Regions from separate parts of the Homo sapiens genome. Here region 1 is linked to region 2. The links are chromatin contacts, found by Hi-C or POLR2A ChIA-PET in ENCODE. All regions are on one chromosome and are shown on one strand. The core of a region is the stretch at or near the end of the contact, and the rest is flanking DNA. Distances in the headings are between cores, read along the strand shown. Region 1 holds the start of PRDM4 (PR/SET domain 4). Region 2 holds the start of ABTB3 (ankyrin repeat and BTB domain containing 3).

Evidence for each region. A loop is a pair of places that touch in the nucleus more often than their neighbours do. ChIA-PET counts read pairs that join two places held with the same protein, here RNA polymerase II (POLR2A). Pooled maps may share reads with other maps.
Region 1: a map of naive thymus-derived CD4-positive, alpha-beta T cell shows a loop between it and region 2 (11-fold over the local background). The contact joins the promoter of PRDM4 here to the promoter of ABTB3 in region 2. A Hi-C loop is called at or near these places in 2 of 168 maps with a recorded cell type or tissue (both naive thymus-derived CD4-positive, alpha-beta T cell) and 8 of 50 pooled maps. POLR2A ChIA-PET finds 5 or more read pairs at or near these places in 1 of 52 experiments (activated CD4-positive, alpha-beta memory T cell).

What each region holds. Positions count from the first base shown.
Region 1 is chr12:107,759,114-107,762,386 of GRCh38, forward strand. PRDM4 (PR/SET domain 4) reads right to left here and starts at 2,024. Exons shown (of 12, transcript NM_012406.4): 1 at 1,844-2,024; 2 at 1,392-1,658. The coding sequence starts at 1,402. PRDM4-AS1 (PRDM4 antisense RNA 1) reads left to right here. Exons shown (of 5, transcript NR_120474.1): 5 at 659-855. RefSeq lists silencers at 1,575-1,684, 1,735-2,314.
Region 2 is chr12:107,314,288-107,320,550 of GRCh38, forward strand. It overlaps ABTB3 (ankyrin repeat and BTB domain containing 3), which reads left to right and starts at 4,147. Exons shown (of 17, transcript NM_001018072.2): 1 at 4,147-5,788. The coding sequence starts at 4,654. RefSeq lists an enhancer at 4,649-5,368.

The DNA of each region.
Region 1 (3,273 bases), core at 774-3,273, 440 kb after region 2:
TTTTTTTAACTTAGCCAGGCATGGTGGTTCGTGCTTGTGGTTCCAACTACAGGGGAGGCTGAAGTGGGGAGGTCGGGGCTACAGTGAGCTCTGCCTGTACCTCTACACGCCAGCTGGGGTGACAGAGTGAGACTGTGTCTTAAAAACAAAAAAAGCAAAAAATCCCTGTAGCCTAAAGAAAACATATCTACCTTAATTTTGAAAGTTGCTGGGCTTGAGTTGGTTTAAAACAGACTTTTCCCTAACTCTTTATAGCTACAACCATAATTAAAACACTACAATCACTACAGCTGTAACAGCCTACTTAACAAATTGGTTACAATATTTTTTTAAAAGTACAACTACAAGTCTGCACCTTCAACTCTCATTCTGAAAATTCCTGAATATTTATTTAATTTCAAGATAAAAATCAGCATGGTGTTTCTAGGTTGACTCCTAGGCCTTCTCAAACCAGTTCAAACCAGAGTTTAATGCGAGAGGCTCAGCAGATTTCTGCTTTGTTGTGAGTCACTAAAACGTGATGACCTCAGCAGCCATAAACCAAAGGTAATGAGTATCCCACAGAGAGAAGGCAGATGAAGGGAATGTACAATATGATCCTCATAAGACTTTCTCATTCTAAAATGCAGTTCTATTCTCATTTTCTTTCTCCTATGAGATTCTAAGAAGCAATCCCGGAAGAAGGCAAGAATCAAGATACTAAGCTCTATCTTCCCTACTCATTTAGGGTAAAATAATTTCCTACACAGTTCTACAGTTTATGTGTGTGTTTCTAACTGACCTATGCAACCATCTGCCAGTTGCTGATTTTACACCTTTTTCTTCGCATAAAATATAATAAACTAACTGAAATGCAGCCACTTTGAAAAATGCAGTGGGGCTTCAATAATTTCAATGAATTTGTGCCTTATCTTCCTTATTCTAAACATACGGCCTTTGAAAGGGCCTTGAAAAAACAGCCAAATGCAACAATTTCTGTGGCCTGCTTCTGTACTTAAACATCAGCATGAAGCTTGCAGAATTAAGAACTTAATTCCCTCACTATCGTCCCTGCCATACCAGCAAAACTCAAGGTGAAGCATAATAAGATAACAATACACGTTGGAATCCGGAAAAATATATTAAACGCTCAAATAACTGAAAGACACAGGAAAAGGTGTCAACAAGCCAACAATAAACGTGTGGCTACTGGGAACAACTTTCCACATGTGGAGTAAATTAGGATGCATGAGATTACATTCCACCCAACACTAGTTTCTGGATTTGTTTCCTTTGCAAATCACACCTGTAACCTTCTCAATGGCACCAAAAACAACGGCACTGACCCTGGACACTCACTCGCCAGAGTTTCCAACGATGTCACCAGTGCTGAAGCCCACCTCCCTACTCACCTGTGATGCATCGGCTTGGGGCCAAATATCAGAGAAAGGAGCGCTCGGGTGGTGGGGAACAGGCATCAGGGTTTGCGTTCCAGGGTCACGTGCTACCACATCTTGCTCACAACCGCTGCACCGACGCGGCCACTCGTCCCCGGGGTCGCCCGGGGCCGCCCAACTTCTCCCGAGGGCCGGTGGCCGTGCACCCCGCCACGGGTTGGGGCATCTCGGGGAACACCTGGGGCCTTCCGTCCAGAAGCTTCGGGAAGGGGGCTGCCCAACCTGGGGGAGTGGGGACAAGAGCGGTCACCAAAACCACAACAAGGTCGCAGCCCCCATCCCAGCTACCCGAAAGCCCCAGGCGCTGCCGACACCGCCACCCAAGGGCTGTGGATTAGCCCGCCCGCGGCCCGCAGGCCGGGCCGCCGCGCCCCGCCCCGCTCCGGCCGGGCCCGCGCGCAGCCCACCTGCCAGCTGCGCTGGGGGCGCACGCGCCTGCCCCACTGCTTTGTTCCTCATCCGGGCAGAGTTCGCCTCGGGGCCCTGCCCGTCCGCTCGGCCCCCTCACCCCGGGGGCCGCTGCCCTAACGTTTCCCGTCCCGCCCGGCCCTTCCCGGCCCGCGGCCTCCTCTGGGCCGCACCCTCTGCGGCGCGTTTCCGGATCCTCAGCCACTCTCAGCGCCCGCCGCTCCGCCCCTCGTGCGTGCGCCCTCCCCGCCGCGGCCCGCAAGCGGCGCCCGCGCACCGCGTCGCCCTTCTCCCAGCCCAGGCCCCTCCGCGCGTGCGCACGGCAGAGGCACTGGCCGCGAGAGGCTCGGCCGGGAGTTCCGCGTCTCCATCCGGCCGGGTAGAATCGAGCGCCGAGCGATCGGCCCATGGTTGCTAGGCGACCAGGGCTGCTGTTCCTGCAGGGATTGAGTTTTGAATCCCCTAAATCCCGCAGACTCAGGATTTCGTCTTCATGACATTCCCCTACTAGAGAAGCATGGGTCCACACAAAGCCCCCAAAATTCGAAGTATGGGATTTGGCCCCGAGGGTTGCCTCTGCTGCCCAGGAGGAATTGGGATTCTATCCTGAATATTTTCGGCCGTCTGCTACACCTGAAGGCTGCCCAGTTTCCCTGCTTCCCGTCGTAAATGCTGGGGTTTGGGATTTTAAACAAAATTTCCTTCCCCTTTTCTCTGCCCTCAGTTCTCTACTGCGCGCCAGGCACTGTGCCTAACGCTAGGAGTACCGAGATGGCTTTAAAGGAAGGTGGTCCCAAGCTCCTGAGCAGTAGACGTTGAAATTACACCACACTGCCTGGTGGCTCCCTTACACCAGCAGAACAGCAGACCCAGGAATTCTTCCTGTCATTCACAAAGCGTCTGTTGAATTACATCTCAAACCTAGGGATACAGAGCAAGGCACAAGCCCTGACCTTCACCTGCCTGCAGTCTAGTGGGAACTGATGAATTTTGAAAATTCAGTCTAATGTGAAAGGGTAGAGGCACATGCAACCTTTTGGACGAGAGCTGGGAGGGGTGTCAACCCCCATAATGTTTCCCTTCGTTTACTTCTCATGGGGGGAAAGCACATTCCAGATGAGGAAACTTCACTGAACATTGGCAGGCAGGTCACATTGGTTTTGCTCTCTGTTGACAACAAATAGAAATCTAAATCAAGAAGGTCATCATCTCAACTGAGAGACAGTATTCCCTGAAATGCCACTTCAAATCTGGAGCCTAGAGAATGATGATGTATCTTATTACCGGCCGAATGCTTTCACTAGGTTTGGGTTTGGATGTCTGTTCTTTTGGAACAATTTTATTAAGTTGAGAGGTGAACATAAAAATCAGGTCACATAAATGTAAGAGCTAAAACCATAATACTTACAGAGGAAAATAAAGGCAAAAA
Region 2 (6,263 bases), core at 2,897-5,396:
ATCACATTCATTCGTACTAGCACTATGTTGTGGACAAGATCCCTGCATTTAAGAATTGTGCCATCTGCAAGGGGAGAGAAGACATTTATAGCATAAGAAGAGGAAAGAGCATGTCTGCTGAGAAATAGCAAAATCTCCTAGAGGAGGTGGCATTTCAGCCCAGTCTTGAAGGATAAGTAGAATTTTTAATGAAACATTTGTTTTATTTTTCTTCTGACTCTATAAGAAATAAATGCTTATTACAGAAAACAGGAAAATGTGAGAGCTATTAACAGACATTTATAGGGTTATTATCAAGGTGGAACACTGTGCCAAATCCTACAGAGCATATTTTTAAAATCTCATTTAATCCCCCTTCCCCACTCCCAGAAACCCTATAAAGTGAGTGCGATTACTTTGTTCATTTCAAAGGCAAGGAGATAGATGTGCAAAGGGATTGAATGAGCGACTTCAGGATACGCGATTGGAAAAGCAGCAGAGATAGTACTGGAACCCAAGTCAACCTGGTGAAAGAGTCAACATACAGCCCATTGCTTTCAGTCCCTTTTTCCCTCTCCATGAGGTTTTTCCCTCATGGAGAAAATGAGGATTCTCTTGCTGCCTGCATTCTACTGAGTGTTCATCACTTTAGATAGATGATAGTAGCTGAAGGCATGGGGTAGGTGAGATCACCAGGGAAACATACAGAGAAGAGAGAAAGGCCTTGGGAACAAGCCCTAAGCTCAGAAATGGGACACCTTCCCAGGTCGGGGCTGGTGGAGAAGAGGCAGCATCAGGGAAAACACAGTGGAGCTAAGCTTGGATCTGAACATTAATGGTTGAGAAGGAAGGATGGAGAAGTGGAGGTGCGAGAAGAATGCCACAAGCAAAGGGAGCAGCATTTGCAAAGGCATATCAGATGCAAGAGACAATATGTTACCTTGGAAAATCAGCAAGCGATTTCAGGATGGCCGCAGCATAGGGTGCATGCGTATGTGAGTATGCCTGCCTATGAGTGCATGCATGTTTCTGTGTGTAGGTGTGTGAGTGTATCTGTGTATATCTGTGTGTCTACATGAGTGTGAGTGTGTGTTCAGAAGGCTGGGGTGATGAGACCCTAGAGAGGAAGTACAAATATCTCTTCAAGATAGAGATTTTATTTCATTTAGGTATATACTCAGAAGTGGCATTGCTGGATCATATGGTAGTTCCATTTTTATTCTTTTTCTTTGGGTGGGGGGAACTTCCATACTCCTTTCTGCAATGGCTGTACCAATTTACATTCTGGCCATCCATCAATGTACAAGGGTTCCCTTTTCTCCACATCCTTGCCATCCATCCCTTATAAAGGTTTATGATATTATGGAAAGAGTCTGGAAACACAGTGAGATCTGGAAACAGATCCCTGAAATTCAGCTAATCAGTAGAAACTTTATCTGGAAGGTAATGGAGAGCCTTTGAATTTCTTTTTTGATAATTACAAAAAATGATAAAATGAAAACAAGGCTTTCAGAAGATTCTTGGGCTGGATGGTTTGGAGAAGGTAGGGGCAGGAGAACAGGAGACCAGTTGGTAGGAAAGTATAATAGTCAAAGTGGGAGGTGATCAGCATGTATATGAGCATAGCAGCTATAGGGCAATGGCAGATTTGAGGCTCACTGGTATGAGAAACATGAGACAATTCATGAGATTATCTGAGAAAGTCTATTGACTCCCACCACCACCCAGGTTTACTGAGGTATGATTGAAAAATAAAAATTATCTATATTTAGGGTGGATAATGTGATGTTTTGACATACATGTACATTGTGAATGATGATCACAATCAAGCTAAATAACAGATCCATCACCTCACATATTTACCTTCTGTGTGTGATGAGGACATGTGAGACTACTCTTTTAACAAATTTCAAGTATATAACATGTTATTATTTACTATAGTCATCATGCTATACATTAGCTCTCCAGAACATATTGATCTTACAACTGAAAGTTTGTGGCCTTTGACCAATATTGTCCCCTTTTTGCCCACACTCCAGCCCCTGGTAGCCACCATTCTACTTTTTGTTACTATGAGTTCAACTTTTTTTTAAAGAGTCGACGTATAAATGAGATCATGCAGTACTTGTCTTTCTGTGTCTGGCCTATTTCACTTAGGATAATATTCTCCAAGTTCATGATGTTACTGCAAATGACAGGATTTCCTTCTTTTTTAGAGCTGAATAATATTCCATTGCAGATATATACACACCACATTGTCTTTACCCATTTATCTGTGGATGGACACTTAGATATGTTTCCACATCTTGGTTATTGTGAATAAACTGCAATGAACATGGAAGTGCATCTCTCCCTTCAAGACAGAGATGTTCTTTTCCTTTTTTTTTTCTTTCTTTTGAGATGGAGTCTCACTCTGTCACCCAGGCTGAGGTGCAGTGGTGCAATCTTGGCTCACTGCAACCTCTGCCTCCTGGGTTCAAGCAATTCTTGTGCTTCAGCCTCCCGAGTAGCTGGGACTACAGGTGTGCACCACCATGCCTGGCAAATTTTTGTATTTTTAGTAAAGATGGGGTTTCACCATGTTGGTCTGGCTGGTCTCCAACTCCTGACCTCAAGTGATCTGCCCGCCTCAACCTCCCAAAGTGCTGGCATTACAGGCGAGAGCCACTGCACTCGACTGAGATTTTATTTTCTTTGGGTGTATACTCAGAAGTGGGATTGCTGGATCACATGGTAGTTCTATTTTTATTTTTGGGAACCTCCATGCTGTTTTCCATAATGGCTGTACTCATTTACACCCCACCATCAGTGTACAAAGGTTCTCTTTTTTCCACATCCTTGCCAACACTTGTTATCTTTTGACTTTTTGATAATAGCCATCCTTACAGGTGTGAAGTGATATTTCATTGTGGTTTTGATTTGCATCTCCCGAATGATTAGTGATGTTGAGCATATTTGCATATACCTGTTGGCCATTGTTGAACATTCAAAGCAACAATTTAAAAGCATATCCTTACGTCCTTCATCAATTTACAACAAATATTTACTGAGCACTTATACTGTGCCAGGACTATGCATGGGAACCCCTAGCCCAGTGTAGAATCCAGACAAGTAACCAGGCTTTTGCAACCTAGTGTTGCAAGGGCCCAGAAATCAGCAACCACAGAAGGGGATAGAGGCAGTGGAAGCACCGAAGCCAGTCTTGAAACATCTGGGCCAGCTTCCTATAGGAGGGGATTCTAAGCTGAGAGACACAGTGTGCGGAGCTAGGAATCCCCATGTGTGTAAGATATGGTTTCTGCCTGGGTGGGTGGGGACAGACAAGTAGATGACACGATGCTATTTGACACAGGAATGCAGCTAAGCCATGCATATATATATTATATCTTTCTTTAGTCAGGAAAGAAGATTCTCCTTTGAGCAAATTTACTCCTTTTAAGAAGGCCGAGCTATTTGGAAAGATGCCCACCAGGATGGCAAAGTGGTGCTTGAGCCCTCCCTGCAGCACACGCCCAGGACTTTGAAGCAGGGACAGGGTCCTCCTGGCTACTGAAAGGAATCGAGTTAACGCGCCCTAGTGGCAGGTGGCGAATGGCCGGAGATCCGGCCTCCCAGTGGTGTCCACCGCCACGGGCCTCCGCTCGACAGGCTTATTTCCCTCCATGCTGGAGCAAACCCCGGCTGAAAGAGGGCCGCACTAATTGGTTTGCGTACCCGAAGTGGGAATAGAGAGGGAGGAAAACCATGTTTCAGGTGTTACGGGGGGAAAAAAGTGAAATGCGAACCGCAGGGGAGAGAGCGACCGTCAGGCAGACACCTTGTGAACCGCGGTGGAGAGCACACCTAGGTGGGGAGGTCACCGGCCCAACCCACCACCCTCCGGGAGAATGCGGGCAGGGACAGCAGCAGGGGGCAGCATCCACGTCTCTACGCTTGCAAGGGTTCCCCAAGTCCCTGGCCACTGCTCCCCACTTCCTGCAGCCTCGGTGTCCGCCGGGGGCGTGTGTGAGGGGCGGGGCCGCATGGGGAGGAGGGATTTAAAAAAAAAAAAAAAAAGCGAGGTAATTAGCATTCTCCGATTCCACTGGCTCTCCGCCGCCCCTGCTTTGCATACGCCCGTCCCACTGGCTGCCCGGGGTTTGCTGGGGTTCGGCAAGGTTTGCAGCCGCCACGGCCGCTGCTGCGCTCCGGTGCAGGGCAGGCTGGCGCCGAGCGAACCAGGGCCGGGAACTGGGAGCCGGGAGCCGGGAGCCAGCTGCCCGCGGAGCTGCGGCGGCGGCGGCATCTGGGGTGGTCTCAGTCCCACGAACACCGTGGCCGGCGCCCGGTGGCTACTGCGCCCAGCGGGGCTCAGGGAAGAGCGGTCTAGACACTTTTTATTTTGGAAGAAAGGGGCAAGCCCCGGCGGGAGCTTCCTTCCCGGCCTGGCTCGCTCCCCATTGCGCCCAGCTCCGGCCCGGACTCTGGAAGATGACTCCAGGGTCTGCTCTGTATATTCCAGCGGCGGCAGTTCCGGGAGGCAGCCGAAAGTACTAACAGTTGGTAGCAGCGGCTAGTGGAAAAGTGAGCCAAGGCGGCGCGGACTCGGCTCTCCCCGCGCCCCGCGGCACTCGCTGCTCCTCGCCGCTCCTTCCCTTTGGCTCCCAGGCGGCTGCAGCATGAAGTGGCGCAGCGATGGCCAGGAGAGGTAAGAAGCCCGTGGTGAGAACGCTGGAGGATCTGACGCTGGACTCGGGTTATGGTGGCGCGGCGGACTCGGTGCGCTCCTCCAACTTGTCTTTGTGCTGTTCCGACTCGCACCCGGCGTCCCCGTATGGCGGGAGCTGCTGGCCGCCTCTAGCTGACTCCATGCACAGCCGGCACAACAGCTTTGACACTGTCAACACTGCCCTGGTGGAAGACTCCGAGGGGCTGGACTGCGCCGGCCAGCACTGCTCGCGGCTGCTGCCGGACCTAGACGAGGTCCCCTGGACTCTCCAGGAGCTGGAGGCGCTGCTGCTGCGTTCGCGGGATCCCCGGGCAGGCCCGGCGGTCCCCGGCGGCCTGCCCAAGGACGCGCTGGCCAAGCTGTCGACGCTGGTGAGCCGGGCGCTGGTGCGCATAGCCAAAGAGGCGCAGCGCCTGAGCCTGCGCTTCGCCAAGTGCACCAAGTACGAGATCCAGAGCGCCATGGAGATCGTGCTGTCCTGGGGCCTGGCCGCGCACTGTACGGCGGCTGCGCTGGCCGCACTGTCCCTCTACAACATGAGCAGCGCCGGCGGCGACCGCCTGGGCCGCGGCAAGTCGGCCCGCTGCGGCCTCACCTTCTCCGTGGGCCGCGTGTATCGCTGGATGGTGGACAGCCGCGTGGCGCTGCGCATCCACGAGCACGCCGCCATCTACCTGACAGCCTGCATGGAGAGCCTCTTCCGGGACATCTACTCGCGGGTCGTGGCCTCCGGGGTGCCCCGGAGCTGCAGTGGCCCTGGGTCAGGCTCGGGCTCCGGCCCAGGCCCGAGCTCGGGCCCTGGTGCGGCCCCCGCGGCGGATAAAGAGCGGGAGGCGCCCGGGGGAGGAGCGGCGAGCGGCGGCGCCTGCAGCGCAGCCAGCAGCGCCAGCGGGGGCAGCAGCTGTTGCGCCCCGCCGGCCGCCGCGGCCGCCGCAGTCCCGCCGGCAGCCGCCGCCAACCACCACCATCACCACCACCATGCGCTCCACGAGGCGCCCAAGTTCACCGTGGAGACCCTGGAGCACACGGTCAACAACGACTCGGAGATCTGGGGTCTCCTGCAGCCCTACCAGCACCTGATCTGCGGGAAGAACGCCAGCGGTAAGTGTCTGCGCGGGTGCCACTCCCTCTCACCTAACCTGGCCAACTCTTGGCGCAAGTTTGCCTCGCGTCCCCCTCCCGCGTCTTCCCAGCCACGCGCTGCTGTCCCAAGCCGCTGAGGAGGCGGCCGGGCTGGAGGTAGCCAGAACAAGAGGTTGCCTGTTTGCTCCTGCACTCGGGTGCGCGTATTTCACGCTGCTGGTGCTGTCCCAGGTCCGGGAGCGCGAGGTTCCGCCCCCGGTGCGGGGCGGGGCGACAGCTGCCTCCAGCAGGCAGTGAGCAAAACCCAGCACCATTTTTTGGAGCAGGGTTGAGATCATTTGCGCTTAGTACATATACTCCACCCCTGCACTGTTTGTTTTGACCTTGAAGATGCCACTTCCCTGGGCGCATGAATTGGGCTCCCTAGGACTTGGGAGGAGGCGCGTTCCGCTCTCCGCAATCCAGTGCTCCCACTTCCCCACTCCCTCGGGGG